Linked DNA regions of Homo sapiens: region 2 is linked to region 1. A link is an interaction called in ENCODE POLR2A ChIA-PET data of the cell type or tissue named here. Cell type or tissue: endothelial cell of umbilical vein. All regions are shown on one strand. Links, peaks and the distances in the headings refer to the core of each region. The heading gives the core; the rest is flanking DNA. Region 1 overlaps ENOX1 (ecto-NOX disulfide-thiol exchanger 1). Region 2 has its middle 76 kb from the start of LINC02341.

The links. Peaks named below come from ENCODE experiments on the same cell type or tissue, not always from the same donor. Only the 100,000 strongest peaks of a DNase experiment are listed, where the experiment ranks them.
Region 2: POLR2A ChIA-PET joins it to region 1 with 6 read pairs; 2 of 35 experiments call an interaction of 5 or more read pairs at or near these places.

Annotation. Positions count from the first base shown.
Region 1 is chr13:43,545,595-43,561,546 of GRCh38, forward strand. All of the region lies in intron 2 of ENOX1 (ecto-NOX disulfide-thiol exchanger 1), which reads right to left. Among named protein-coding and RNA genes, the nearest start is that of ENOX1-AS2, 100 kb to the left of the region's middle. In endothelial cell of umbilical vein, for the core only: no CTCF peak of the experiment used is centred there; a DNase peak (open chromatin) is centred at 7,947; H3K4me3 peaks cover 511 bases.
Region 2 is chr13:42,340,714-42,356,665 of GRCh38, forward strand. No RefSeq gene overlaps it. Among named protein-coding and RNA genes, the nearest start is that of LINC02341, 76 kb to the right of the region's middle. RefSeq lists enhancers at 13,484-13,573, 13,614-13,703. In endothelial cell of umbilical vein, for the core only: no CTCF peak of the experiment used is centred there; no DNase peak of the experiment used is centred there; H3K27me3 peaks cover 359 bases.

The DNA of each region.
Region 1 (15,952 bases), core at 4,957-9,956:
TCCCTGTTTTCTGCCAAGCAGCAGGAACACACAATTCATTAAAGCAAAGCCAAAGGTCATGGACTGAGAAATAGCAAGAAACTTCCAGGGACTTGTTGATTTTGGAAACTTAATGTCCACATTGTGTAACAGTGTGCATGTTCCCCAGGGGGAAGTAGATTGCTATTTATGTCAGAAAGATGTTTCAGAAGAAGATGTCTCCTCCAAGCAAATAGTATATGTCTAGTTGTTGGCATCTACTATCCTCTCTCCTCTTTTATTCAATAAAGTGATCCACCTTATCTGAGCTACACAGACCTCTGATAGGTGCAGGGGAGGATGTTGGAGGGGGTGCCATTTCGATAGGTTGGCATTTTCTCTGTAATGGCAGGAGGCAATAGAACTATTTGTTTATGTTTCAAACATAAAATAATGAATCAGCACTCGAACAAGTCTTGAAAGATAAAACGTTCAGTGTTAATTGAATCTCTATATTGTGCCAGATAATATTTAAGTGCTAGGAATACGGTGCTGAATAAGGTCCCTGCCCTCATAGACAGGTGTTCTAGTAGGAAGAGACAAAACAGACAAGCTAAAACAAATTTTCAAAGAGTGATAAGTGCTATGAAGATGGTTAAACATGGATAGAGACTGAATGGCTGTGGAGGGGGCAGATTTCAGCAGATTTAGGGAAGGCCTCTCAGATGAGTTGGCATTAAACCAAAAAGTAAAGGAAGAGAAAGAGCTGCCAAGCCCTATCAAGAGCATCCCAGGCAGCAGGAGCAAATGCCATGCAGTGATGTGGAGGACAGTTTGGCTGTGTGCCTGGAGCCTGGTCAACTACAGGCACGTGCATGAGAAGAGGTCACAGGGCAGAGCAGTAGGGCCAGACCCCACAGGAGCCTGGGGATGGTGGGAGGAGTTCCTATGTCACTCTAACTGTAAAGGGAAACACTGAGACTGCAATCAAATAAATCTCCTTTGCCGCCTCACTGTCGGAGCCCTGCTTACCACATCTGAAGGATCCATATCTTCCAGAGCTCTGCAGATTTTGACAGCAGAGATATGCTCCTCACACCCCCAGCTTCTGCTTTTTCATTATTTGTGACTATCAAAACAGAATTTTGATGACAAATTATTTATAAATAAACCAATCATTAAAATATGTAAGATCTCTCACCTATCACCATACATCTCACTTAACCATTCTCATGCATCCCAATGACTTGAACAAAAAGAAACAGAACCAGAAAATAGTCAAAACAGTACAATTTAATCTAAATTATCCTTCTCACAACATCACTGAGATTGACTTGCCAAGTCCTGTTCATTGTCAGATTGGATTCTCTGGAAGTGAGTGCCTTCTGCAAAGTATCTCAGACATGGATAACGCAGGCAGGACTAAACTGCTTTTCTTCCCATTTGAGTTGCCAATACCTCCCTCTGGGCCAATCGAGGATTATTGTTTCAACAATACATGCAAGCTAATTGTTTGTTAAGCCGGCCCAGCCAACCATAAAATCACAGGAGAGTCAGGCCTGGCCCATCCTCTTGCCTCTGAACTGGATCACAGTTAATATCTCTGAGAGTTCCACCCCAGGTTCACAGACCAACTGGGGAAGATGGCTCTTGAGCAAACTCTGAATTTTGTTTCCATGAAGAAAGGTTTCTCCAACATAATCAACTACAATCACAATTTTTGAAACATTCACATTCTTAAGTCTGTATCTGCTTTGGTTTCCTTAAATAAAAACAAGCCAGAGATAAAAGTATGGAAATAAAATAGTTTCAAACAGAGAGCCCTGTGGAAGAATGCACTAACTTAATATGTACTTCCAGATAAATGACAAGATACATGTATAAGAGAAGCAAACTTCTACAAACATTCATTAACAATGTGTGAAGATAAAAGTTATCTTTGATAGAAAAAGGTAACTGATAAAGACATCAAAGAGAAAGATCTGAAAGTGAACTTTCTACATACTCACCAGATAAAACATATAAAGGGGCAATTTTGGTTTGTTTTATTGTTGTAGGTCTAAAGGAATACTTTCATTTTCAGTAGTTTGTCAGCAAACAGCACAGGAAACTTTACTATTTGAAATGAGTAGTCTGAGTTAACAATAGTGACCAGATATTATAAAACCGTGTTCTGCCTAAATATATCCACAAATCTTCAGATGGCCTACAAACCCAATATTGAGGCTAAAAAAGACATGACCTCTTGAGAGGCTCTTCTAGAAAGTGGGACTCTCTGGTACTAGGGATATAGCACTGTGAACCCCAAAAGGGAGACAGCTCTGACCCCCAGTGCAATCAGGAAAGACAGATGCAAGCCCTAACTTAGTTTACAGGTTTGATGTCCCCACTGCTGTGGGCATTCCTGTCCAGAAACCCAAGTCCTCCCCAAGAGAGTGGCTAGAGAGTATATGCAAACACAATAAACCTTTCACAGAAAAACAATGACTTTCTATGACTAGAATTTGGCCAAAGGCTCTTCTTTTGAGTGTTAGTGATATAAAATTCTGCTCTAAAATAATAGTTTTAGAACTAAGCTTAAATTCCTGATTATTTGAACACATTAGAAAAAGAAAAGGAGTTTCTATTTCAGAAGGCATAGTTATTTGGAAACTGCCACAGTTTCTTTTTAAGTCAAAAATAACAAAATTTCATAAAAGCAAAACAACTAACATCCCTCTCCCTGACCCTCCAAAGAAACCTTTCTTAGAAGTATTCTAGTTCCACACAATAGAAACCAAATTCAATGTGGCTGAAGTAAAAACAGGGATGTACTGGCACACTTAATGGAAAGTTCAAGGGATAAAGCATTCAGGTATGGGTAGAACTAGGTGCTTAGACTATGAGGACCTTTCTCCATCTCTTAATTCTGCTGCCCTCTGCATTGGCTTCATTTTTAAGTAGGTTATCTTTAACTGGAGGCAAAATGACTATCAGGACTTCCAGATTTACGTTACATCATGCAGCAACCTCAGTTTTATAAAACACAACGAAACTTCTTCTGGGAGTTCAACAAATGTCTCAGGATTGGGTCTCCTTAATCTGGCTGGGTCCACATGCCATCCCTGTGGTCTGCTATTCCTGTGGTCTGAATGGCCAGCCCTGGTGGCCTATTCCTACAGATGTACCACTTGGATTCCATAAGCTAAGACGGGACGACCCAAGGTGCGGCTGGCAGGAAAGGAATACAGGCTGACAGATATCACTAATGGAATGTCCATGTCTCTCCCTCCACTTACCTGTTTCCTCCTCTTTCAATCAAAAGCCTATCAAAACTGGGTTCAGATATTACCTTCTGCAAAAGCGCTTCCCAAATTCCATGGAATTGTTTACTTGAAAATGGTTAATTTAAAAAAAACAACCAAAAAAAACCCTCTTCCTAGAGTCTCTCCTTTTGGTGTAAAGCCCTTTCTGATCCTCCCACAAACTCTGTTTCCCTCTAACACTGAATTTATTATACTTTTTGAAACTTTCTGTCCATATGTTTGTCTTAAGCATAATTTCCCAAAAGACATTTTATCCTTGCCATGTAGGAAAGTCTTTGGCACAAAATAGTAAAAATTTATGGAATTAGACTGTTGTTGTTGACAGAGACAGTTCTTCTCTCTCAGAGTGTATCAATCAGTCCACTGTAATATCAGTCACATTGAATTTATTCTGAAATATCAATGAAACAGTCTCTAGCAAAACTCCCACCTTTAATGTCTCTATCTTGTAAACAGAAATCTGAAAACTCAGCAACTGAGAAATGCATTTTTACCTAGTCAATAGAATTCAAACTCAGACAAGAATAGCAAAATAACAACTGCTAAAAGTACTTTAAAATAACTCATTAGGAAGCACAAGTCCCTCTATTCAACAAAAAAACGAGTAAAATAACTAATTCATCTCTAACTTCATTTATATTTTCAGTTCATCTTCTGACTTCACAAGAATGGAAGTTTTGTATTCTACTATGATCAATACCTCATGTAAAAATAGTTACGGCACAAAAATGCATGACTTTTCAGATGATGTTATTTTTAACATTGCTGAAATTTACCATTACTTAAAATATACTAACTGCATCAGTAGATTCTAGAGGATACTCCTCTGTATCTTGCAAATGTATATATGCTCTGAGCCTAATGCTCTTATGGCTCCTCCTCAGTGTCCAATGAAAATGAGGTAGATCCTAAAAGAACCCAGTTCCAACATGTCTGGTTTCAGAATTATCCACTTCAAGTTGAACTCCTGTGATCAAGGCCTTAAAAGCTGTACTGAATTCCACATTCAGGTCCCACTGGTTCAGGAGACACTAGTATCAAGGCTCTAAGACAGCGGCTGCCAATCTTTTTGGCACCAGGGACCAGTTTTGTGGATGACAATTTTTCCACAGATGGCAGCAGGGGGATGGTTTTGGGATGAAACTGTTCTACCTCAGATCATAAGGCATCAGAATCTCATAAGGAGTGTGCAACCTAGATCCCTCACAAGCACACTTCACAATAGGGCTCTCGCTTCTATGAGAATCTAATGCCTTCGGTGATCTGATAGGAGGTGGAGCTCAGGTGATAATGCTCACTCGCCTGCCTCTCACCTCCTGCTGTGCAGCCTTGTTCCTAACAGGCCACAAACTGGTATTGGTTTATGACCTGGGTGTTGGGGACCCCTGCTCTAGGGTGCAGGAAAAGGTGAACTAATATTAATAAAGGGAAGGTAAACTAATATGAGCTGTGTGAGGCATGGTGCTGGGTATCCTACACACAGTTGGAGCCCCACAATATGCTATTGCTCATTCAACACGGTGTCTTCCTCCAGTGTCCATCAGCAGTTGGGTGTCATACTGGAGGGACAATGGGCTGTGAGGACTTCCCAAGAGATGGTATAAGTAGGGAGAGAACCACATTTGCTGTTCTTTATGAGAAATTAGGCACATGTCAAGAATAGTTTTGCCTACACATCTTTCTCATCTTCTACTTGACTGCAGATAAGGTATATCCAATCCTTGCTTGAGATAAGATGTGACTGCACTGCTCAGTGCCTCAGCTATCACAAAAACTCTGAGAGGGTTAAATTATTACTGGCCCAATTTATAGGTGAGAAAACAGTGCCTCAAAGGGGTTAAGTAATTTTCCCATGATAATGTGCTCAAAAACTACAAAAACTCTCCTCCTTACAAAGTTTCTAAGACTTATCTTCAGGGTATGTGGACATAGCAAAGAAGTTGTACTTTGTATTGAGTTAAAGAATCAATCATCTCTAGCCAATGAGCCTTTTGTGACATTACGATAGCAATTTAGATCAGCAGTTTACGTTATTAAGGAAAGGAGTTCGTATTACAAAACATGCTGCTTCTTAACTGTTTAAGAGTTTAGACCATAAGTAACCCATATTTAGAGAGCAAAACCCTGGTGTCATTGTGCTTTTTCCCAGTAACATCTTTCAAATATTATCATATCCAAGAGACAAGTATTTTTTTTAAGTAATTTTGCATAACTCTTAAAAAGATACACAATCCTAAACTTAACTTCACTGGGATTTTTAAAATAAAATAAAAATTACAGATGCTGTTTCAAGATATGCTTTCTCAAATACTTTTCCAAGTATAGCATACCTAACACAGAACATAGTTTACATTTGTCCATGGTGAGGCTTCAAAATGGAGCAATTAGATCAAGTTCAGGGGATAATTTATTTTCTAAAAATTATGTGGCCTTTCTTTTTAATTCTATTTATGTGATGTATCACATCTATTGACTTGTATATGTTAAATGATCCCTGCATCCCTGGGATGAAACCAATTTGATCACGATGTATTATCTTTTTGAGGTGCTGTTGACTCAAAAGTTGTTGGAAGAAAAAATAATAATAAAGAGAGAAAAAAATGAAAATTATGCAGAATATTTCTGCTTCAGGAAACTACTGACCCATTTTTTATCTTTTAAGATAAAAACATTTTTATACACCAAAAACTTTTATCTTAAAAGGTACATTATAATTTAGTCAAATCTGATAGTCATGGGCTTCATAAGCTGCAACAACTGATTATTACATTTGATAATACGATGACTGAAAAGCAAAAGAACATTTGGTATCTTAATATCAATTTAAATTTCACCCGATCATGATGGCAAAATTGCCCACAAAGCTGTTCTAGCTGTTCCTTACACCTTTCCTCTTCTACAGCACACTCAGCCAGTGCAGGAGAGGATGGGCCCAGCACAATTGTGTCCACACACCACCTCAGACAAGATGAGGTTATTTTGACTTAAAGGGTATGTGGTAAGCTTAATGAAATGATTTAAATAATCTTTACGCAGGCCTTAATTTTTTTCCATTTGCTTCTTTAGTTTAGAAAACACTGGTTTTATGAGGAGCTGGGTTTCGTTCTCAGCTTCTCTGTATTTTAATGTCCTGCTGGCCTGACCTGGTCTCTACCTGATACCCTGATGTCTGAGTCATCTCCAACCTCTCCAGGAAGAAGCAGGGACCTTTCGCCCTGTCACTCTGAGAGGTTTCTGATCTCTTACCAACCCTCTTTGAGAGCCCTGACTTAAGAAAAAAAATGCTTGAAAATAAAACACCGAAGTATTCATTGACAGTTTCAACTTCATTGTGGGAGACATTCTCTGATGTCATGAAAGGAGCATGCCAGGGAGGCCACCCATCAATTGATTTTTGAAATTCCTAGAAGCCATAGAAAAGGGCTCACCTCTGCTCTAGGAGATAAACAGTACTTCATAAGATATTTATTAACCTAGAGGCTCTTAACTAAAAAAAAAAAAAAAAAGAAAACAATGCAGCCTTTTAGTATATTCCTAGAACCCTCCTCATTCCCCTTTCATTCCTTAGCTTATTCCCTCCCTTCTTCTTTCTCATTTACACAGAATCTTAGGGTCAGAAGAAACCTTGCTGGTTAAATAATTTAGCTCTTCTGGCTATACATTCTCCTCCCTTTTTATTTCTCTGCATCTCCATGTCCCAGCTTGCTTCTCCTCTCCTCTCTGCAACTGTTCTTCCCCCTCTCATTTGTTCTGAAATTGCTGCTGCCTACATGGTAGGCACTCCTGGGTATACACAGTAGGACCAAAATAAGCCTGACATGAATGGTTTTGCCTGGGTCATTAACTGAGGTCCAGGACTGACTACCCAAAAAGAACTACCTAACCTTGTAGTCCTCTGCCTGTCTTAATACATGAAGGTAAGACTAGGCAATCAGTTATTTGTTGAGCTAATGAATGAACAAATGATTGCTTATCCAAGCAAATAGCATATCATTTTCTGTTAAAGTGAAAATACAGCCCTAGGAGAATTAGGGAGGAGCTTCACTGGTCACAGATATCTTATTACCAATTAATTTAAGGATATTGCTCCTTCCTAATAGAAGTAGTCATGATAAAAAATGGGAGTTTGTAATAATATTGAAGAGGAAGAGGAGGTAATTTTGGAACCTGGGATATTCTGTATGGGGAAATATGGGGAGTGGAGATGGGGGTTGGGAAATCTGAGCAGTCAGAGGCAACCTAGAGACACCACCGGTACCTAAAGACAGGTGTTAGGAGGCACCAGAAGTTGGGAATGGCACACAAAAACGAAATACAGCAGCAAAATTCAACATGAATACTATTATTTAATGTAGGTTTAGGTAGCTATTGTCATAACACCAATTCATATGTGCTGAATTGGGAAATCTTGCATTGAGCAGTCAATAAATAATAACTAAAGTTAATAGTGAATGTAGGACCATCACCATTTTGCTACTTTACTTCTCAAAACAAAACAAACGAGAAAAAAAATGCTATCCCATAAGACAGACTGGGCTTGACACTTGGTTGCTCTGACAACGAAGGCCCAAAGAAAAAGTTCCTGTTTTACTGGTGTCAAAGTACTCACCGCTTCTTTAAAACTGGCTCACTTAAATATATCTGCCTTATCCCTTTTTGATGTCATTTGTACGATTCACTTTTGCTTTGGTTTCTGGTTTTGCAAATTGTTAGTTCCTGCAGATAATGACAAGTAGAGGGATTAAAGGAAGTGCAGGATAATGAACAAACAAAAAGCATGATATAAATCAGGCACACAGTGATGTTTACTTAAGGCTGATATGTTGGAGAACTGACTGTTGTTGTTCTCCATTCTAGTCCTAGAGTATTGTGAGAATAAAGTATCTTTCTTTCTTTCTTTCTCTTTAAAGAGGGAGTTTCACTTTTGTTGCCCAGGCTGGAGTGCAGCTGCGCGATCTCCGCTTACTGCAGCCTCTGCCTCCCAGGTTCAAGCGATTCTCCTGCTTCAGCCTCCCGAGCAGCTGGGGTTACAGGTGTGTTGTCACCACGCCCAGCTAATTTTTGTATTTTTAGTAGAGACGGGATTTTGCCATGTTAGTCAGGCTGGTCTCGAACACCTGAGTTCAAGTGATCCACACACCTTGGTCTCCCAAAGTGCTGGGATTACAGGCATGAGCCACTGCGCCTGGCTGAGAAATCACAAAGTATCTTTCTAAGTGCACTAATGCTACTTGGGGAAAACATAAATAATTACAGGTGGATCCTAGATAAGGAGACATTCCTTGTTACTTCCAAAAAAATTCCATAATCTTTGGAGATTCCAAAGAGATTTTCCATCCCTCCCGAATCATATGGAATGCGAAAGGCAGGTATACATGAGAATCCATGTACACATTGAATCAGAAGGAAAGACTATGGCAAAAATAGGGAGCCACATTAGGCACTTAACAGCAGTCTGGGCTAAAATCCTATTTCTGCCTACAGTTACCTTGAAAGGAATCCTTTGCTGCCCTTTATGTAAATGCAAGTGATTTAAAAACATAGTTAGATCTGTATAGTGCTATACAATTTACAAAGTACTTGGGCATTCATTATCTCCTTTGATTTTTGTAATTGTTTTGTATCTCCAGTTCCAAAATGAGAAAAGTGGTACCCAGAAGACTTGTGTAGCCAGTACAAAAACATGCAGTAACTGGTTTCAAAGCTAGGACTCCAATCAGGTTTTGTTTTTATTTTTGAGACAGGGTCTCACTCTGTCACCCAGGCTAGAGTGCAGTGGCACCATCTTGGTTCACTGCAGCCTTGACCTCCTGGGCACAAGCGATCCTCCCACCTCTGCCTTCTGAGTAGCTGGGACCACAGGTGCACACCACCACACTCAGCTAATTTTTGTATTGTTTGTAGAGACGGAGTTTCACCATGTTGCTCAGGAGTCTGGTCTCAAACTCCTGGGCTCAAGCAATCCATCTGCTTCAGCCTCTCAAAGTGCTGGGATTAAAAGTGTGAGCCACGGTGCCTGGCCCTAACCAGGTTTTTTGACCCCTAGCCCAATATTCTCTTAAACTCTTAAGCAATGTTTTCTTATTTTCAAAACTGAACTAATTATATCTTGGATGAGAATACTTTAAAGACATTCTAAAAATACAAAGTAGCTTTAAAAATAACAAAGTGATTCTTGCATTCTTATCCTGTCTATCTAAGAGCTCAAGTGTCAAATGATATCTTCCTTTCTATTGGTATCCCAAAATAGTAAATTATAAAAAAAATTGGGAACAACTTGCAAACCCGCTAATATCCCAAAGCTTTCATGAGTAAAAAGATGTTAGGATTAAGGAGAAGCTACAGAGGAAAAGTGCTATCAGAAAACATCACCTTAGCTGTGTCTTAACAATCACACAAAGACAACTAGCATCAGCCGTATATGTGTCCTCAACCATCTGTGTTCTCAACCCTTGCTTTTTTGCCTTGTAGCAAACTTTGCTAATTTCACAGTACTGTACGATACTTCTTGGTATTATGTGAAGTACTCTATTTAGACATGTTGACTTCACTAATTAGTCTATAAATACTTGACTTTTAGCCACTGCTTTGGTAAGTGAGATAATTGCTGAGGAAAGGCCAAAGCATTTACGGTCAATCAGATGAGGAAAAGGGGAATATGGTCTTTGAGCTGAGTAAAATGTAAAACATTATGTGGCAAGGCAGAAGCTATTAGCAGGATCAATATCTCTCCTAGTACCTTAATAAATCATCACATCAAAGCCCCGACAGAGGATGGAGAAAACCTCAGTCTACCTACATGGAAGCTTCCAAATTGGAAAATAAAATTCCATTTAAATTACAAAGACCCAATTCATGTACAATGGAAATGGCAAGCTACAAAACTAGTCTCCAAATCCTGGATGTGCTAAGAGTTTAGAATCATTAGTGAAGGGAGAAAAGCAGAAAGACAAAGAACACTGCTACTCTCTGGGTTGCACATTCATAATTCGCAAGTTGTAAATATGTATGAATCTGCCCACTGCAGCTAGGGATGACATACTGCTTTTTAGAGATAGCACAGAGCAGAGAAATCAAAGTAGAGGAAGGTTTGGCCATTATAACTTACCTCCTCCCACATTTAACAGTTCTCAATCTTCTCAAATCTCCCCTTACTTAAATTGCTGTCTTTTGGGGATGGCTTCCTAAAATGAAAAGAACTTCGATACCAATGAATGTTCAATGTATAGCAAAAAGCATCCCATGGTGAGCTCTCACTGTAACATGGGACGTAAATAATTGTATTTTTTCTAAATCTTTAATCGCTCCCATTCTCTTTGATGCTTCCAGGAAAACAAGCAAGCAACTAAAAGAAGTTACTAGGCTAACTTGCCCAGTTTTTTTTTTTTTAACTCTAGAACTAATTATTTCTCTTTTCTAATATGTAGTAAAAGACAAAAGAAACATTTTGCAGAGATTCATATTATAGAACATTAGGCTTTCCCTTAAGGATACGTATTTCCTCACTTACAGAGATGATAGTGAATACTGACACTATTTTGACTCCACCACAGCTTTTGCTTTGCAGTCATACTGTTTAATTAAAAATAGGTTTTTTTCTTATAAGCTCAAATTACTCTACTGTAGATCTCTCAAACTTCGTAGTAAGTTGAAGCTGAGAACTAAGAGGTCACATCAGGAAATTTATTTAGATAGGTCATAACTGGCAAATCAGCAACAAAAGAAAGCAGGGCTTCTCAACATCTTGAAACATTCATTCATGATTAATTATTTCTTTCATTCCACAATTATCTATTAGACACTTGAGTATCATGCTTGGGCTTGATGATAATTATATCAAAGAAAGTTCCCAGAAGGTTCTATTCTCAAAAAAAAAAAAAAAGTCTGACCATCTAAGTGGGTACATAAGTCACCCAATACTTAAAATGTTAGCTAACATTAGAAGATGTAAATTATATAAAAGCTGATTGTCACAAGTGCCATATATGGCTACGTGCCAAAGAAGGGCTACAGTAAACTTTTATAAAGAAACCTCTATTGGCAGGGATTACCAGGGAAGGGACTAGGGGAGAGGGTAAAAGACCTGAGCTACATAGAATTTGAATAAGTGAAAAAGAAAAGGACACATGCTTCAATCAGTAGGAAAAGCCTGGGCAAGCCAGTGCAGGCACACAGTGCAGTGCGAAGCAGGAGAGAGTTCACAGTGCAGATCAGTGGTAGGTCAGGACATTAGAGTCCCACCCCAACACGCAGGAAAGACAGTGGCTGGACTGCATATCTTAAGGTAGGAAAGTTTTTACTTCAGATGGGAGAAAAATAGAGAGTCAGGAGAATTCTGATACCATGTCCAAGTCCAAGACCATTTGGGGAGTCAAAACTGTACAGAAAGAAATATCTTCTCTAGAAGCAGCAGATTTCATGTATGGCCAGAAGGTGGTAGGGGTTTCCATAAAGCGGTCTGAGGCTATCAGGAAGCCTGTTTCTTATAGAAAAGGGGTTTCAGAAGACCCAGGGACAAGACACAATTTCAGGAAAGGGGCACTGGGAGGATGGTTCTTTTAGCAGAAACCTCCTCACAGGAACAGGGATGAGTGCCTAAGGGAGGAGCTCCTGCCTGGGAGAGGCAAGAAAGGCAGAAATGAGAAGCAGGGTGGCTCTGACTTATCTTCCTGGTCTAAATGGAACCTAGTGTCTTGCTGGTTCAGGAGCCTCATTCTGGCCTAGAAATAGCACCCCACTTCCACCTCACCAGCCAGGTTCCAACCGTATAAGTAGTTGAGCTGAAAACAGGAGATTCATTTTGTGTGGTGCATACCCATAGTTCCAGCTACTCAGGAGGCTGAGGCAGGAGGATCATTTGAGCCCAGGCATTCGAGGTTGCAGTGAGCTATGATCATGCCACTGCCCTTCAGACTGGGTGACACAGTGAGATCTTGTCTCTAACAGAAGTTTTAAATTTTTAAAAAATTCATTTTGTGGTTGTAAGTACAAAAAAAACCTCAATAATGATGAGAAAAAAGATATACGAAGATTTGTTGGTTAGGAGATCATAGCTGATAGGGTGTGTACTACTTACTACAACTGCTATTCTCCCACACTCACACTATCTCCTGTCTTAAGAAGTTTAAGCAAATCTAGGCCCAGTGTCCCACTGAGGGAAATCACAAGAGGACTTAGAGGGGTCCCATCCATGAGAGCTGCACCATGAGTACATGCTACTTGGAAGGCTGCTTCTGTGGTCATTCTGAGAGCTGGGAAACCAACCTGGTGCTGAGCTGTCCAGAAGGCAGCATCTGCTGATTCTGGTACCACTGGGAAGAACAGGACACATCTTTACTAGGGAACCAGCTGCTAGTCAACAGCTGCCCCTTCTGCTCCCCAATAAGCACCTTTCTGATTACTGTCAGTTTTTCAGCAGAAAGGCCATCAGCTGTTGTGTTAATGATGGGGCTTCACTGGTTGGAAGAATTTTGCAGTCTCCAGTCTGAACTATTCCTCTGGGTGTCCTTATTCAAGCAGCAGTTAATTTGAAAACAATTAGCTGGTTGTTCACTTCCTTAAGGCAAAGCAATACTGGATGGGCTACCAGGTTGGACTAAGATTCCAGCAGAACACTCTGAAGGAGCCAGGATATTTCTAGGATGGGTCTGCTTTGTGTTGGCTTCAGGAAAAGTCTAGCATTTCTAACCCTGATCATTGGGAATTAGTCACTATTTCCCTTAGTTGCTCTGGCAGGCTTTCATTTATTTTTGCCTGGGTGACAAGGAGACACTTCTACATTTCAACATTAAACAGACTGGACGATTCATTTGTTTTCTTCTTTTTTTCACTCTTCCAGGTAAAGGGAAAATGGATCCTTATGGTGAATTATAGATGAGAAATCAATGAAAGATACAGAGACTAAAGAGAAGTAGAGTTTTATAAAAAGCAACTGGATTTGTTTTATAAAGTAGCAGATTTCCTTTTACAGGCTGGCCAACATAATCTTTGGGACTGAAATATCTTTCTGATAAGAGTATGTATTTTCTGTCACTGAATCCTCTACTTATATCCCCTGCCACACTTCATCCTGTTAATGAGGACAAAACAATATGAGGAAAGTTTTTCTGTTTTCCTCAGTCTCCCAATTCCTCACCTCTCTTCTCTGCAAACCACTCGGCTTCCATAACAAAAAGGATGACACAAACAGAGTAAAAATATGTTACCAGAGACTTTCTCAGTTCATGGCAATATTCAGTCAGCTAAATCTGGCAAACTCATACACATCTGGCCTGCTGGCAAGTCTGACTAGAATTCAGCTGTGCCTGTACAAGGAAGCAGGGGAACAGCATTTAGAGTTAGACAGCCCTATGGCCTGCTGAATCCTCAAATATGCAAGGGGCTTATTCACAAAATGCTTCACAAAAAATGGCTCCTCCAAACACATGCATACTTATTTGATGTTTTTATACTTTTTTCTTTTCAGTGCTAAGCCATCTTCTTTAGTTAGAACTATTTTTATCCTTTGTCACTTTATAAACTGCAATGGAATTCAGTATTCCATGTACAACCTTAATTTTCTGTATGACATGGAAAACAATATGGGAATCAGAGGGACTTAAAACTAAGTCTATGGAGCCCAATTCCCAAATTGCAGATTTAGGTCTTACTGTCTCTCAGGCAGATTAGATGACTTCTGAAAAGAAATACTTATTTAAATATGCTTATTTTATTGTTATTGAGGTATGCATAAATTATCCCGTTATAGCTATCCAAAACTGTGAACAACAGAACAAGACCCCAAACTGCAGAGAATATATCAACTCAGTTGCAAAAGATAAGACAGTAGGAAAGGTGCCATACAGAACAATATTGGGAGTTAGCATCATGAAGAAGGTTAGCAAGATGTGTTTATAATACAACTTTCATTCCAACAGAAATTATAACATGCTAAGAGCATGGACCTCGAGGAAAAAATATCTATTTTGGTGGGCTAAGTAACTTTTGGAAAAGACTAAAACACAAACTCCTTTAGTAAAATGCTTTAATATACTCTAGGCCTTTTCTTTAAAAGTAAGGTATGATTAAACTAAAACTTTCAAGTAGTTCAATGAACTAAGCAAGAACTGTTGGCTTCCCTCCAACCATAGTCCCACTTGCTAGAGATAATAACCATAAAAGTTTCATGTGCAGCCCACACATAAACAAGCATATACAGCTGCATATTTACACACGTGTGTATTTGCTGGTACAGGCCTAAAATATGGAAACATTTGCTATTTTATTAAAAAGTGCTCATACCATATATAATATTCATGCAACATTGTTCTGTATCATTGACATAGATGGGTTTGTTCTTTTTAATGGCTATTTTATGTACTATTGAACAGGTATGCTATAATACCTATATTCCTATTGGTATGCTTTTAGGTTACTTCTGAGTTTTAACAATTAAAAAATACGCAATATGTCTTCTTACAATTATAACTTTCTAACTTGTATAGATAGAACTAAAACTTCTCCAAAAATTATTATTCCAAGCTACACTCCTTCCAACAGAGTAACAATTTCTCACCACCACTAGATAGCATCAACTGTTTAAATTGTGTCCAATGGACAACTGAAAAATACTCTCTTATTTTAATTTTTGCCATCATTAATGAGGCCATCTTTGCTTGGCTGTTATATTTTTCTTTGAATAGCCCATTCATATTCTCTATTTGTTTTCTTCCACTGAGTTGTTACTTTTTACTAATTGAGTCCCTTGTTTCACAGAGAAATTAGCCCATCATCTGTCATGTGTACTGCAAATATAATTCCTAATTTTTCATTTGTCTATTGGCTTTGGTTTTGTTTTGGAATGAGGAGACAGTCTTCTAGAAAATAAGACATATTAAATAATATATTGGTAATTGTAAAGCACAGATTGTATGGCGCCAGCCATCATGTGCTTTGTTCAGGTGTCATGCTTATCTTAGGTAACAAGGTCACCAGGATTAATTAGTGAAAATCCTGCTGAGTTTCAGATCATCTCAGTGGCCCTCTATAAAGTGTTCTCACTCACCTGGCAGCCTCCTTTCTTAATCTCAGTTGGAATCTCAACCACAAAGTGGTTGCTCCTTGTATCTAGAAGTCATTTAAAAGACAGTAATCAAAATTTCTGTTCTCTTTTATTTGTTCCTCTGCTTCCCTATCAATAATTCTGGGAGGAGTGGGAGAGAGAACAGTGCGTAATCAAAAGGCAGACCTAGCAAATTATTATTTTATTGATAAAATAATTCAGCAAATTCTCAATATTCCTGCTTCACAGTGATTACCCTAGATTTTATATTTTAGGGTTTTGCACCTACCTCTTATCATCACCCCACTAACTAGAGTGTAGTCTGTGTAGGACACCGATTAGACTCACCCCTGGTTTGGCAGGCAAAGAATGCCAAGGCAAAAGCACAGCCGACAAAGCTCCCTGTACTTGTGCAGATAGAGAGGCAGAGTATACCCCGGAGCTGAGCTGCAAGGTACAAATCCTGACCCTCCTACTTGATAACTGTGTTACTCGGAGTCAGTTAACCTCTCAGAGCCTCAGATTCCTAATACATATGATGCATATAGGAACAGTGCCATCAGAATAAGAAGAGCAGCTACATCACAGGACTGCTATAGGGTGAATGGAGTTATGATGTAAAGTAGTGCCTGGGATACACATAGCACAT
Region 2 (15,952 bases), core at 4,076-9,075, 1.2 Mb before region 1:
GGAACTCTTTCAGTGGGATCCCATGTCTCTTTGATGTATCCCCTTTCTTGTGATGTTTTTGGGAGCCCTTCCGGCACTTTCTGCCACTACAAGATGCTCCAGGAATTAACATTTTTGACCAGCTCTATCATACTGAAAAAAACCAAGATTTATCATTTTCGGCCATCAAGACCAGAAATTTTAAATGTCCCGCTTATTGTTGGATGTGGAACAAAGCTGTCAAAAGAAAAATCACACTAAAGAATGTGTATGTATCTTCAAAATCTCTCTGTTTATTTGGTAACATCTATAGCCCAGGCACGTACAGAGAGGCAGTTATTTAAATCCAATCAAGAGACTAAGAAGTTCAAGAGATCTATTGTATAACATGGTAGCTATAGTTAATAACAATGTATTGTACACTTGAAAATTGTCGAAAGAGCAGATTTTAGGTGTTATCACAAAAATCATAATGAGAAGTACATGAGGTGATGCATAAGTTAATTAGTTTGATCTAGCCATCCACATGTATATACATTTTAAAACATCAGGTTGTACACCATAGACACATATACTTTTTGTCAATTTAAAAAAGTAGTGATTTTTTTTTAAAGAGACTAAAAATTGAGGAGAATCATCTATGAAACATTTTCCTGGAAACCACAAGGCTTTTGGGCCACAGGCACCTCACTGGGTGTGGATAACAATTGTTGAGTTAGCCCAGCCCCTATCAAAGAGGATCTTAAGCCATATCAACCACTTCTTAGGATTTTCTGGTGACTTCTGAGAGAGGAAGAGTCAGAAACACCCATGGGCAGTAACACCCAGGGCTGGCTCTGGAGTGGGGGTGAGGTCATTGAGGGGAAGGCCAGGGTTTGGGTGAGCCTGTGCTGTAGGGATGGAACTCTGGTTGGCATAGGGTACTGAGCGTGTCTCTGTATGTGCATCCATGCAGACTTGCACATGGGTAAAAATTCATTTAACCCACCTTGATAACTACCATCTACCTTTTGTAACTGGATTTGATTTAGAGTCAGCTGTAGCAGGGTGTGTGTGCTATGTTGACACAACAAATCATGGAGATGCATTTAGGACCCATTTCAGATCCTTGTTGAATGCTCTACGGTGATGATGACAATACAGTCACGATACACAAAACCAGGCCCAGCATGAAGGCAACTGGCTTTTGCTTTTCTTGGCCCTTCCTTGGCTTCTACATTTGCCTTGGCTTCTCTGCCATCGTGGAACATCAGTTCACCTTTCCAGAATACATCTGGTGGTGTTTCTATTAAGTAATACCAGCAAATTACATATAATCCTTGGCATTAGGACATTTAAAAACTGGTGAATGTGGCTGGGTGTGGTGGCTCATGCCTATAATCCCAGCACTCCGGAAGGCCAAGGCAGGCAGATAACTTGAGGCCAGGAGTTTGAGACCAGCCTGGCCAACATGGTGAAACCCTGTCTCTACTAAAAGTACAAAAAGTAGCCGGGCGTGGTGATGGGCACCTGTAATCTCAGCTACTCGGGAGGCCGAGGCAGGAGAATCGCTTGAACCTGGGAGACGGAGGTTGCAGTGAGCCGAGATCGTGCCACTGCACTCCAGCCTGGGCGACTGAGCAAGACACTGTCTCACAAAGGAAACAAAACAAAATAAGACAAAAACAGAAAACCTCAAAAAACCCTGCTGAGTTTCTGGTCTCATGCACGCCAGGAATCATTTGTCAGTGATTATGATGTATACTCCCATGTGTCCATTTTGACTGTTTTTCCTCCTCTCTACCCCAGGCCGTACCATTCCTCCTGCCGTCCTCACATATTCTCCCACGGTTCTGCAGATGAAATGTAAGAACTTCCTCCAGGTAATCTTCCACTGGCAGGCTGCATTGTCAACAGCAGCTGTCCTCCAGGTAGGATTCTTGGCATACCCTGAAGCATTCTGGAAGCACTTGTGTTTTTTAGCACTTTAGCCAGTATTGATTATTTTTATTGGGGATTGAGTGTGTTGTGTTTTGTCTCACAGGACTTTTTCACATCTGTTGCTGTGCTTAAGTTTATGGCAGAGATTCATTTGAAATGGGATTTTTTTGTCTTTTTTTTCCATTTGAGGCAAGAGTGCAGATGGGCTTTTAATTTTCTTGCTGCCACCTGGGAAGAATTTGTCATTTCATTCCTAAAGACAAAAAGAAACACATCTGATATAATCTAACACAAGTCTATGCTAAACAACTCCAACAACTCGGGTAGAGTAATTCCAGCAATTTGTGTTGATTATCTATGTTTGTTAAGGATATCTCAGTGGGAAGACTTCCAAGTAACCCTTTTGAGTTTCCACTCAAGGCATTTTTTTTCTTCTTCATATTCATAAAGCTCCTAAAGGTATAGATTGATAATTTGACGGGAAAAGCTAGGTAAATAGAACCAAGCAACTGACTTACAAGAGAGCTAGCGTAAAATGGATGGAGACACAAGGAAGAAAAAGCTTTGTGTATCTTCGCAGATATGAACAAAGCACTAGGCGGAGCTGGTGGCCTTGTAGGATGGTGACCCAGGGTTTCTGCACAGGGTCTGCCTCCCTGCTTGTCACCCCTGGGTCCTCTCTCTGGCTACACTGCTGTGTTTTCCCTGGCCACTTCCTCTCCAGGGCTGCCTCACACTGAGGGGTACTTTCCTCTGCCTTCCCCAAGGATGCTTCTCTGGGCTTCAAGCCACCCAGCTTTGACCTTGCAGTCACCTCCTTCATTTTCTTCCTTTGGAAGGTCTCAGTGAGATTCCACCCTAACGCCTCACCCATTTCTTCTTTCCAAACTGTCAGAGAGCATCTAGAGTGCTACCCAATGATGAAAGCATATCCCAGTTTTGGGGGAAGCCTGGCTTCTTTGAGCATTCAAATGCTGCAAACTGGCTCTTGGGTCCTACCCTGTAATCGCTGCAAAGGCCCATGGGCTGGCTTGGTCCATCAGCAAAAGGTCCCTTCTTCCTTATGCCAGTTGGAACACACCCAGAGGCCAGACTGTGGTGCAGGCATTTTCTCTGGGAGAGGGGAATCCTCTAGTGTTTCCTCTGGACAGGACACCTACCTGGCACAGGTGCCCAGACTCCCCTTTTGGTCTTTCTCCTGCTTTCCTTTTCTCTCTCCTTCAGGGGTGCCATTTAATTCAGCAAGGACAGTTTCTCTTGCTGTTGACGTGTGGATCAACTCTGTTAACCCTGGATCCTTAATGTTCTTCAGAGCCACAGCCCACAAGATCAAACCCTCTCCAACAAAATAAAATGAAACAAAACAAAGAAACCCTCTTGCTAATATAAAACTTCGATGTATAATGTGCCAAACCTTCCCACCCTAAACACACACACAACACAGACCAGGGGTGAGGGTTGGGAGGATAAGGTGAATACAAGCTCATCTTTTGCCATTAGCAATTCTCTAGTAGCCCTGGGAGCTCCCAGGTCCATTGAGTTTTGGAGGTTGGTGGCATCACGCAGGTCCCACTATGGAAGGAAATATGTTACCCAACAGTTTTTGTTTCTTTCAAAACACCTACTTCCTTTGGCAGCAAACTCCTGCTTCTTGTGTGAGAGGCATCTTCATCTCACACCTTGGAGCGAGCAAAGATGCCTCATGTCCCAGAGCAGAGCAGTGGCTGCTTGCACTTCCTGCTCTTCCATCTGCCCCAGGTTTCTTAAGAACTCACACCATTCCCTGTATTCCATTTCTTGTAATCTTTTTTGAACAGTTATTCAAATATTGTGCCAGACAGTGTGAGGGTGGTGGGGCAAATAATGGAAAGTGTTCTTGTTCCCCTGGGACCTACATTTCGAGGGAGAGGTAGATAGGCATTTTCATAATCTTCATTTTCTTTGCATTCTTTATTTGTGTTTACCTTTCTATTGAGTGGACTGTTAAGGAAGCACCAGAGGAGGGAGAGAAGAGCTTTGACGTAGATGACCAGGAGAGTGTTCTTGTGGAAGGAGGAATTTGGTCATGACCTCGAAGGACATCTAGGACTGTGATTGGCAGGAATGCATGGTGGAAAGAACAGTTCTAGCACAACAGAGCACAGGAGTGGGACATGTCAGGGCCGGACCTCAGGGTCCCCTGAGTAGTTCCATGGGAGAGCTGTGGCACCCGTGGCGAGGTGTGGAAATAGAAATGGGAAGGGACCTTGGGGTGATGCTGTTGGAGGCTTCTGCAGTAGAGGAGTGTTTTTCCAGTTATTACAGTGTTAACTATATAAAAACTACTTTGTCTATATACATCAAAAATACCCAGCATAATTATTTTTCCAGTATAGCTGTCACTCACCACTATACTGTTGCTTTCAATTTTAAGCTTTAAAGATGATGTGAGAGAAAAATAGTATCCTAGTACCTGTGTGGATTTTTTTCCCTTCCTAAAATCAATAATTCTTTCATTTTTAAAGTCAATTTTGCCTTTGTAAATGACTTCATGCCTTTTGTTTTTGTTTTGTGCTTGTAGCTTGTACGTTTTGGAGCTTTAAAAACAAACTCTGGGGCCAATCCACCTAGGTTTAAATCTCAGCTCTGTTGCTTCACAGAAGTGCAATTTGGGCAAGTTACTTAACTCGCCTGTTTTTTAGTTTCTTTATCCATAGAATGGAGATAATATTTCTATGTATCCTTCACAGAAAATAATCTGTGAGGATGAAGTGGAATACATGTTACAAGCTCTCACTGCCTCGCATGGAGTAAACAATAAGGGTTTACTATTGTTATTATTCTTTTAAAAATTAAATGAATTCATGTTGGTGTTGAAAGAGGGTGATACGTGCACATGGGGATGTGACAATCACAGTTACAGCCCTCTATTAATAGCCAAGGGTGAATCATAAATGAAACTCCCACCCAAAGCCTCCCAAGGCCTCCCCAGGCTGAGGCAGTCACTGTTCGGTTTCTGGTGTATCCTTCCAGAATCACTTTGAGTTTCTAGGGTGTATGTGTATGCCTTCCTGTCTCTGAATCTGAAATGTGTGTGTGTCAATCTGTGTGTGTGTATATATATATCTGCACACATATACATGTGTACATGTATATGTATAGTTTCACACCTTGTATTTTCCTATCTTAACGTATCATACTGATTATTTCATATCTGCAATATAGATCTATATAATTCTTTTAAATGGCAATGTAGTATCTCATTTCATAGATATATAAAACCAGTCCCTTAAAAATGGGCTATTAAGATGCTTCTAGCCTTTGTCTTACAATGTTGCAATGATCCTTTTAGTACATTTTTATTTCGATGGATATTATTCAATTGTAAATTATGAAGTAAATTCTTCCCTGTCTTTCCATAAAATCAATGCAGTCTACATTTTTTCCCTCATGCTTTATGAAATGGATTTACTTTGAGATGTGCATGCTGCTTCAAGGTGGTATCGAAAAATCAGTTTACTTACATGCGAGTTATAGGGAGAACTATTTAAGTGAAGAAAATTCCTCTGTAGGAATACTACATTGCCCTTTAGATGTTTCTTTTGAAGAAAAAAATGTTTACCACCTTAAGCACAAAAAGCAGAATACACATCACTATTTATGACTGCAGATATTGCTTTCTCAGTATATTTTAAAACAAATTCATGAGTTAAAAAAGACAAAGGTGGAATATCTGTGTATGAGTAGGTGAATATTCTTAAATTTTCCGTATTTTTCCAGTCTTAGGGAATGGGCATGTGTTGTTTTCATAATTGAACATAAAAAGGAAGAAGACACTTTTAAGAGTATCAAATTAAAAGAGAGAAATGACTGCTGGAGGAAGACCTGTGGACAATTTTAAGAAAAAGGGACAAAAGGGGAAAGGGACATATAAGAATCAAGAAACCCGATAGTGGGGTCTACAGCTAAAATCCTAGGGACTCCAGGCAACTCTTGGATAATACTACAGCTAACACGATAGATATTAATATTTGGGGATCTTGAGTCATTGCAAGAAAGGCTTAGCAAAAACATATTGGTTCAAGTAAGCTAGCAAGGACGCATGTAGTACATCTTAATCTCCATCAAGATAATTTTGAAGTGTTGTCGTTTAAAGGGTAAATCAGCTGCTATCTGGACAATGCACTTATATGGACAACCTCATTGCTTAACAATGCTGGATAAATGAGGCCTTTACCGCATTTCTTTTTCTTAAAAGTATAGTTACTTTTAAAAATGCTATCTTCAGACAAATCTGTTTGCTGATTATTTGGTTAGCTATCTTTGATTATACTAGTCCCTCCTTGTTCAAGTTGTTTAAGAAAGTGTCACTATAAAATATTGAAAGTGGCCGTGGCATGACTTGGAAAAATGACCCACAGTTCTAATTCCATTCCAAAGAATTCAAGGGACTTTCCAGATAAATTCATTTGGAGTCTACATGGAATTTGCAGTTAGGAAAGGAGCTGATAGAAGCTTATACTTTAACCATCTATAAAGACAGGGTTTACAAAGCAGATAACATGTTTAACTTTCAGGAAACAAACTCCTTAAGTATCATCAGGTTTTGTTGCAGATGTCTGTTCACAAACAAATGGTGTGTGGTATATGACATTCCTGATCAACCTCATTTTAAAATTTAACTTCCAAGAGATTTACTCGACAGCAATCTATTAATCTACTTGTAACAATGATACATTTCATTTTGGTTTTTTTGAGTCAGATTTCCCTCCCTAGCCCTCTGTCATTCCTTAAATGGCTTTGAATTACGAGGTTAATGTCTCATTTTACTAACCTATTTTGTAAATTTATTGTATTGAATATTCTTGAAATTATGGGCCTTGAATTTCCATTTTTTTCAACTTTTATTTTAGAATTAGGGGGAACATGTACAGGTTTGTTGCATTGACATATTGCATCATGCTGAGATTTGAAGAACAAATGAATCCATTACCCAGCTAGTGAGCATATACCCCAAAGGTAGCTTTTCAGCCCTTGCCCTTCTCCCTCTCCCCTCATCTAATAGTCTCCAGTATCTACTGTTCCCATCGTTATGTCCATGAGTACCTAATATTTAGCTCACACTTATAAGGGAGAACATGCGGTATTTTGTTTTGTTTCTGTGTTAGTTTGCTTAGGATAATGGCCTCCAGCTGCAGCCATGTTGCTGCAAAGGACAAGATTTCATTCTTTTTTATGGCTGCTTAGTATTCTATGGTATACAGGTACTACATTTTCTTTATCCATTCTGCAGTTGATGGGCACCTTGATTGATTCCATGTCGTTGCTATTGTGACTAGCACTATGATGAAGATATGGGTACATGTATCTTTTGGCAGAACAATTTATTTTCATTCGGGTACATACCCAGTAATGAGATTGCTGGGTCAAATGGTAGCTCAACTCCTGGTTCTTTGAGAAGTCTCCCAACTGCTCTCCACAGTGGCTGGACTTTTTTTTTTTAATGTGGAGATTTTGTCACAATGATTTCTGCTTTGATCTATAAGGAGAATGTCATCCTTTTCTCCTTATTGCCAATTTGTTTTTATCCCCAGTCTTAATGAAGATTCTGTTAGCCTTCCCCTACCCTACCATTTGTCCCCATATTCCTAAAACCAGATACATAAGCTACTGAAGGAAAGAAAACCATAGAAATACAGTTTATCTCTCACAGAAATACATTTCTTACAATCTGCCAGTGAATGCCAAACAACTTCTCGAGGCTGTGATTCTTGTGATCCAAGTGATCCCTCCCAGGTGTTGATGCCTTTGACATCAGGGCAGGTGATTCTTGCCTGAGTTGATGGGCCAGCCCAGCTGAGCAGTCAGTTGAGCCCTCTGTGCTGGATGACTATGGTCCTCACTGAGACACAGCTGAGCTTAATGAGCCATAGACTGGAGGCTGGGACTCCTGGATTTTTTGCCAACTCTTGACCTTAGGAAATACCTCACCTCTCTGGTCTTCAATTCCACCATCTTTGATATAGGAGTGTGAAAATTTTAGAAAGTCGTTTCTGGATCTGAAGTTCTTGATTCTAATGGAAGGAAAAGAAAAGCAATCACACGTTCCTAGCTATAGCTTAAATCAGGAGGTATTGTTCTCACTTACCAAGACTTTCTCTCTTTTCCCTCCCCCATGCTCTGGGGTTCATCATTCCTTCCACTGGGTTCCCACTGTGGTTTGCCCTTGAAGACTCCACCCGAGAGTTTATGACTTGATATTATAATTATCTGTTTATATTTTCCGTTCCTTTATGGGACCAAGACCTGCTAGAAGGCAGGAACTGTATCTCACTCCTCTTCCCATCTCCAGTCCCACACCCAGGATCTCTCACATCACAGGTATCCAAGAATGACTGTTGAACAATAGAATTAGAACAGTAGAGGTAAAAAGCAACAACTCTGAGATCCCGAGAGAGATTTTTTCCTTATCAGAGCACTGGACTGGCAGTCAAGAGACACTGGTTTGGCACCTGATGGCCCTTGGACAGCTCATTTAACCTGCAGTTTGCCAAAATCACCTTGAAGAATAGAGTCACTAATTGTCACAATTTCTTGAACCCATACTAAACCTATTATTACCATCCCCATTTTGCTGATGAGGAAATCAAGTCCCAGAGAGTATTAGATGACTTGTTCAAGGCATGCCAGTTAACAAGCGGATGGGCTGGCATTCAAAGCTTATGCTTTTCTGACTACACCGCACTGCCTCCTATTATGCAGTGTATATTGCTAGATTGATATGTCAGCACTTCATGAATTCATAATATGTACAGGGTGCAGTGTATGTGCTTGGTGGTAGTGAGGAAGTTGTAAAAAACATTACTTAGATGCTACATTTGTACCCAATGTGTAGTTTTTAGCCCTTATGCGATTTAATCTGTTCCCACTGTTTGATCCTATTGGCCACTTCCTCCTTGAAACACATTTTTCTCTTGGCTTTTGTGTCACATCCTTCTGTTTGTGGCTACTCTTTTTCAGTCTCTTTTGAAGATTCTTCTTTCAAAGCCATTAAGAATTGATGTTTCTTAAAGCTCGGCCCTAGACTCCCTGCTCTGTTCATTCCTTCTCCCTCCCAAGCATCAACATCTGAGGCAAGGGCTTTGGTGACTACCTCTGTACTGATGATTCCTAAGTTGTATCCCTGAGCTCCAGACTAGTATGCCTGCTAGACATCTCCACTTGAATGTCTCTAGGGCACTGAAAGTTGAGGTCCAACTAAATTCATGCTGTCCATCCTCTTTCCAATGCCCCCTTCTGGTTTTCTTCCAGTTTTTCTGAATGCCCCATCATGTATGTAAGCCAGAACCCAGGAGCTATCCTTTGGACTGCTTTCTCCTTCACTTTTCTCCAGAAGCAAATTCATTACCAACCCCTATCAGTGCTACCAATAATGAGTTCTTATATCTGCCTCCTTCTATTTCCACTGCCACCGTTGTAGTTCAAGCCACCACAACCTCTCACTGAGATGCCTGCATTAGCAGCCTAATCTGGTCTTCCTCTATCCTCAATGACTCTCCTCCTTCTGTTTCTTTTTCACTCTGCAGAGTGACCTTTTAAAAATGCAAATGCATCCCTTTTCCCCTTCCCAACAGATTTGCATTTCTCTTCAGGAAACGACCCAAATCTCTCACATGGCATTGGCTGAGTGCTCGGGTTCTCACTCAGTCCTCTGGCCCCATCTCATCCACCCCTCTGAGCTCTCTATGCTTCAGTCTCAGTAGCCTTGCAGCTCTAGGGGGTGCCTTCTCCAACCGGCAGTTGAGCCATAACAGGCTGTTCCCTCTGTTTGGAATGCTCATTCCACCCCAACGCCTCTGTGGTAGGCTGAATTATGGTCCCCAAAGATATCCAGGTCCTAATCTCTGAGACCTTTGAATGTTACCTTAAATGATATCAGGGATTTTGCAGATAAGGATAAAGGGACTCTCCTGAAATGGGGAGACTGTGCTGGATTATCTGGGTAGGCCCCGAGTGTAATCACAAGCATCCTTATAAGAGGGAAGCAGAGGGACGTCTGACTCAGAAGGCAGAAGGCAATGTGACAATGGAAACAGAGAGATTTGAGAATGCCATGACATTGGCTTTGAAGATAGAGGAAGGGGCCATGGGCAAGCAATGTTCTCTAGAAGCTGGAAAAGGTAAAGAAACAGATTTTCCTCAGGAGCTGCTGAGTGGATGTGGCCCTGCCTATATCTTGGTTTCTGCCCAGTGAAACCCATTTTGGACTTCTGGCCTCCAGTAAGAGAGCAGGTTTCTGTTGTTTTAACCCACAAAGTTTGTGGTAATTTGTTATAGCCCCCAGAGGAAACTAATACAATGACTTCATGTTTGAGCAAATGCTTTGCACTCCCCAGAGTAAAAGAGGAGAGCCCTGACCAAGGGTCTAGAACAATACCACCCAATAAGGTAGCCATTGGCCACAGGGGACTGCTGAGCACTCGAAAGCTGCACTTTAACTAGGGCAACTGGGGTGAAGCTGTAAGAAATTTGGGTGATTTAAAAAAGAGTCATGTAAATCCGTTGGGTCTAGGGGAGAGCAATGCATTTGCATTTGGTGGGCCCTCCCTTGCCGCAGCTTCAGTAATGGATGCATGATCCAGGTCCGGCCAATAATGATATCCTATCCTTAGGGCCACAGTAATTGGCCTGATGGTCTAGTCCTGAGCCGGACCAATCAGGGTCCTCTCCAGAGATTTGATATGACCGCTGGGATGGCGGGCTACCACTCTCTCCCCAAGACTTGCTGAGCTGGGGATTAGAAAGACTGGAACCCTCTGTGACCTGGTGCTCCCTTCTCCCTCTGCATAGGGGGTGTGCGCCACAGCAGAGACAGTAAGGCTGACACGCAGAGAGAAGACCGGGACTGGCAGGCATGGGTATAGAGAGAGACACTGCCCTGATTACATTTTGGGAGTTGCTGGTGTCCCTAAGGCCAGATTTACCCAAGATCACAAGGGTAAAGGATCGCAAGACCCGGAGTTGTAGGAGCCCCTTTAGCCACTACATGGAGTGAGCTTGCCAGGAATGGAGCACGCAGAGTAAGGTGAGTCTGGAAGACCGGGAGAAAGAGCTGACATCCCGAAGACGGCTTTTGAAATTCCAGGATCCAGTGTGCCTGAGGCTAGCCTGACCTCTTTGCTGTCCCAATCATGGGAACAAATAAGATCCCCCTTTTTTCTTACATATTTTGAGTTTGGCTTTTTCACTGGACCAGTTGAATTTTATTCATACAACTAGCAAAGCTACTGTGCATTATTTGAAATAAGATTTTTAAAAATTTACATTTGCACTAGGAAGAGAAAAAGAAATTATTTAGAGATTCTTGATTAGGCAGTAGGATAAATAACCTATTTTACAGCAGCCCTGTTAATTACTGCAATAAATCCAGGCCCCAGAAAATCAATTGCCTCCTGTTAAGTTCCATTTCATCCATCCTCCCCACCCTCCCATTCCTAGGGTTCAGTTGTGGTGACAAAGAAGGCACAGGGTCTGTGATCTCAGTGACATTTTCTCCATTATTATTTATTTTTAATTGACAAATAAAAATTGTATATATTTATTGTGAACACAGATTTTTTTTTTTTTTGACGGAGTCTTGCTCTTATTGCCCAGGCTGGGGAGCAGTGGTGCAATCTCAGCTCACTGCAACCTCTGCCTTCCAGCTTCAAGCTATTCTCCTGCCTCACCCTCCCAAGTAGCTGTTATTATTATAGGCACCTGCCACCACGTCTGGCTAATTTTTTTGTATTTTTAGTAAAGATGGGTTTTCACCATGTTGGCCAGGCTGGTCTTGAACTCCTGACCTCAGGTGATCCGCCCACCTTGCCCTCCCAAAGTGTTGAGATTACAGGTGTGAGCCACTGCGCCCGGCCACAACATGATGTTTTGAAATATGTATACATTGTGGAATGGCTCAAACCAGGTAATTAATATAATCATTATCTCACATACTTAATTTTGTGATGAGAATACTTAAAATCTACTCTTAGCAATTTTCAAAAATGCAGTACATTGTTGTTAACTATAGTATCCATGTTGTACAACAGACTGTTGAACTTATCCCTCCTGTCTGCTTATATGTTGTATCCTTTGACCACCATCTACCCCTAGCCCCAACCTCTCCAGTCTCTGGTAACTAGCATTCTACTCTCTACTTCTATGAGTTCAACCTTTTTAGATTTCACATGTAAGTGCACTCACATAGTATTTGTCTTCCTGTACCAGGCTTATTTCACTTAACATAATGTCCTCTAGGTTCAGCCATATTATTGTGAATGACAGGATTTCCTTCTTTCTTAAAACTGAATAGTATTCTGTTGTGTATATATAGTACATTTCCTTTTTTTTGAGGTATATACATTTAAAATATATTTTTTATTACGATAGTAAAATATGCTCATTGAAAAAAAATACCCAAACAACATAGGAGGAAATAAAGTGAAAAGTAAAAATATCCCCCTTCCCCAAGGCTTCTAAGCTTCTTTCAGAACTCAAGGTCTACGCTTTTAGACTTTTGTATATAGCATGTTTTCTTTATCTATTTATTCATTGATGAAGGTTGATTCCATGTCTTGGCTATTGTGAATAATGCTGCAGTGAACGTGGGAGTATAGATAACTCTTTGACATGATGATTTTATTTCCTTTGGAAATATACCCAGAAAGGGGATTGCTGGATAATATGGTAGTTCTATTTTCAGTTTCTTAAGGAATCTCCACATTGTTTTTCATAGTGGCTGTCCTCATTTACACTCCCACCAACAATGTTTAAGGATTCTCTTTTCTCCACATTCTCACCAGCATCTGTTATCTTTTGTCTTTTGAATACTAGCCATTCCAACAGATGCAAGGTGATAGCTCATTGTGGTTTTGATTTGCATTTGCCTTATGATTAGTAATATTTAGCATTTTTTCATATACCTATTGGCCATTTGTATGTCTTTATGTCTTCTTTTGAGAAAAGTCTATTCAGGAATCTCAGTGACTTTATTGCTTTTTATCTTTGTCCTGCTGATGATGACTTGGAAAGTTTTAAAATATAAAACCTACAAGGTGGGGATTTTTTTTGTCTGTTTTGCTCCCTGTTATATATCTAGTGCCTAAAAGTGCCTGGCTTATAATAAGCACTCAAAAAATATTTTTGAATGAATGAATTAATGCATAGCAGCAACATTTACTTTGCACCTGTTGTGTTAAGTATGTTAAGAGATGCAAGGGAATTGAAGAAGCTAGGAATGGTTCCTGGGCCCTCACAGAAATTACGGATTAGTTTTCATTCAAATCCTTTATTTTTAAATTTATTAAAGACTGATAGCCTGAACATCATTGAATTTGTTCTTTTATATTTGGAAAATATGCTTCCAAGAGCATCGGTGTTCGTAGAGATTCTCACATTATCTGGTTCAGGGATTTCCTTGGATACTGCGAATTTGTAAGGATTAAATGCTTTAAAATTATAGACTCCTTGGAAAGCCCCAAGCTGATCTTATAAAGTACAACCACCTTTTTGTTTTTAAGCATAGGAAGTAGATGACTGAGAGAATAGGATGATTTAATTACACATCTGGGGTGAAAACATGGCAGTGTATTCTGTGTTACTCATGGAGCAAATATAATTCATTCAAGCAAGCCACGGAAATTGTGAATACAACTACCATAATGACTTGGTGATGATGGCTTTCTGAATGCCACCAGTCAGTCCACCTTGGGAGACTGATTTGCCAGAGGCCTCTCCTTTCTATCTGTGCTTCTGAACTGGGCTTGAATCAAAGCCAACCTACTGCCACTGCTCTAACTTGACTGCATTGTTTATGGTAATCCACGTGGACCCTGAAACCTGGTCGTCTGATGCACTACATGCATGCACAGACTGAGGGCAGCCTTCTCAGCATCAGCACAACCTCTGCAGTGAGTACTGCTCATAAGATCAGTGCAGGGAGCAGCAGATGTTTGCTCCAACCTTCTGCAGTACATGTAGTAGCAATCGCAGGGCTGAGGCTCTGTGGGCAGAGCCCACGTGGGCAGTCTCCCAATTTCCTCCTAGGGAGAAATGCATACAGAGGCTTAGCACCACAGTTGGGTGCTGTTCACTTCTGTCTAGTTAAGGAGTCATTATTAGCCAGAAAGGAACTATGATGTCAGTTTGGTCTTTGTGGATTTCCTGACTCAGTGTTTATGAAGGAGACACATTAGTAATGGTCTAAGATATCTGGTCCAATTTGTATCAAACAATAGTCGTTTCTCATTTTCCATTGCTGTGGTAATTTTAATGCATTCTCCTCTGTGAGGCAGTGGAAATAAATACCATGGAGGAAGATTCAAGGAGATGGTGCTTTTTTAGTCTTTTTTCCCTTCTAGCAACAGGATGAGGGTGTAAAAAAGGTCATGGACCAAGGCAATTTGGAGAATCATTATTTTCAGAGTCTGTCCTGTAATGACAGAGCTGTGGCTTTGTGTGCTCTATCTTCCCCAAGGATCCAGTGTCCAGAGTCAGGGGTGTTTCTGAGCCTGAGCACTCTGCAGCTCTCCGAGAGACCTGCACAGGAGTGCTGAGATCCTGCTGGCTTCCCTTTCTTATCTGTGAAGTGAAGATCTGAGAGCTGAGCCCTGCCTACGTTCAAGGGGTGGGAGAGTATCTGTGAGGCTTTTAGGCCTTTGAAGGCAGGTGCTGTAAGAGTGTGAGATAAAAGTTTCCGGAGATGAAACAGTGATCAGGAGGCCTCTGGAGGGCTGCCATCACTGCAGCTGATTTTCCCCTCTCTCTCACCAAGCCCTTGTCATTCAGTTTGTGGCCAGGTAAAGACTTAAGTTGAGGCGGGGAACATGGTACTGTAATGGCCTGTGAGGTCTCCTTCCTCATCCCTCCACTGGGGAAATGGGAAAGAAGAAAGGAGAGAAAGAAGGAAGGTTTGAGGGGGAGGGAAGGGGAGGTCTTTGATGGCATCTGTTCCTAAGAGCTCAGGAGGAGAGAGGCATTAAAGCTGCCAAGTGCCGGCTGCTTCCAGGATGTCTCATGCTCCTTCAAGCCCTTCTGCAGTTGTGGTCCTCTGAGCTAGGGCTGCCCTTGTCTCCGTCCTCACCTGGGGACTGGTGAAGCTCTCACTGGTATTGGCCTGGTGGGGGGTCAGGTGTCTTGGTCTTGGTGAGTACCCCGCTGTAGCACATGGTGTCATCCTGCACCATTCATTGTGTGTCTGACTCTCCCACTAGGCTGAACTCTCTAAGGATAGGCTGGGATTTATCCATCTTTACACCACCTCCCCCAGTTCTGAGTCCCAAGTGCCTAGCACAGAACCTGCCTAAGAAGGGAGACTGATGGTTCAAGAGGAACACCCCCATATCAAGCCCAAGAGAGCGCCTATGCTCCAGCAATGGAAGGTCCTCTCGGCACAGCCATGCTGCAGGGTAGAGTTGGAACATGACAACTGTGAATCTGGTTAATTTTATATCCACCCCACATCCTCTTCATCTCCATGTCTGTCGTTTGTACAGCTTCTGTACTATACATCTCTTTATAGGTGAAGCTACAGTCTCATTTATATTCACAGGCTGCGTTTGTACTTCCTAACATCCACTCCTCTCCCGCAGCCCAATACTCTGCACATAGTAGGTGCATCTGACATGTCTGTATACTCGAAGTTTCCTCAGCCTACATGAGCCTGGGTGGCTGTGATAGGCTGAATAATGGCTCCCAGATATGTTCACTTCCTGAAAACGTCATCTTTCTAAGGATCTTGAGATGGGGAGATTATCTTGGATGATCTGAGTGGGCCTGAGGTAATCATAGCAGTTCTTATAAGAAGAGTGAGTCAGAGGAGAAGGTGATGTGGCCACAGCTGCCTAGGTGGGAGTGATGAATATGGAGGAAGAGGCCACAAGCCAAAGAATATATGTGGCCACTAGTAGCCGAAAAAGGCAAGCAAATGGATTCTCCTCTGGAGCCTCCAGAAGGAACTGGCCCTGCCAACACCTTGGCTTGAGCCCAGTGAGACTGATTTTGGATTTCTGACCTCCAGACCCGTAAGAGAATAAAT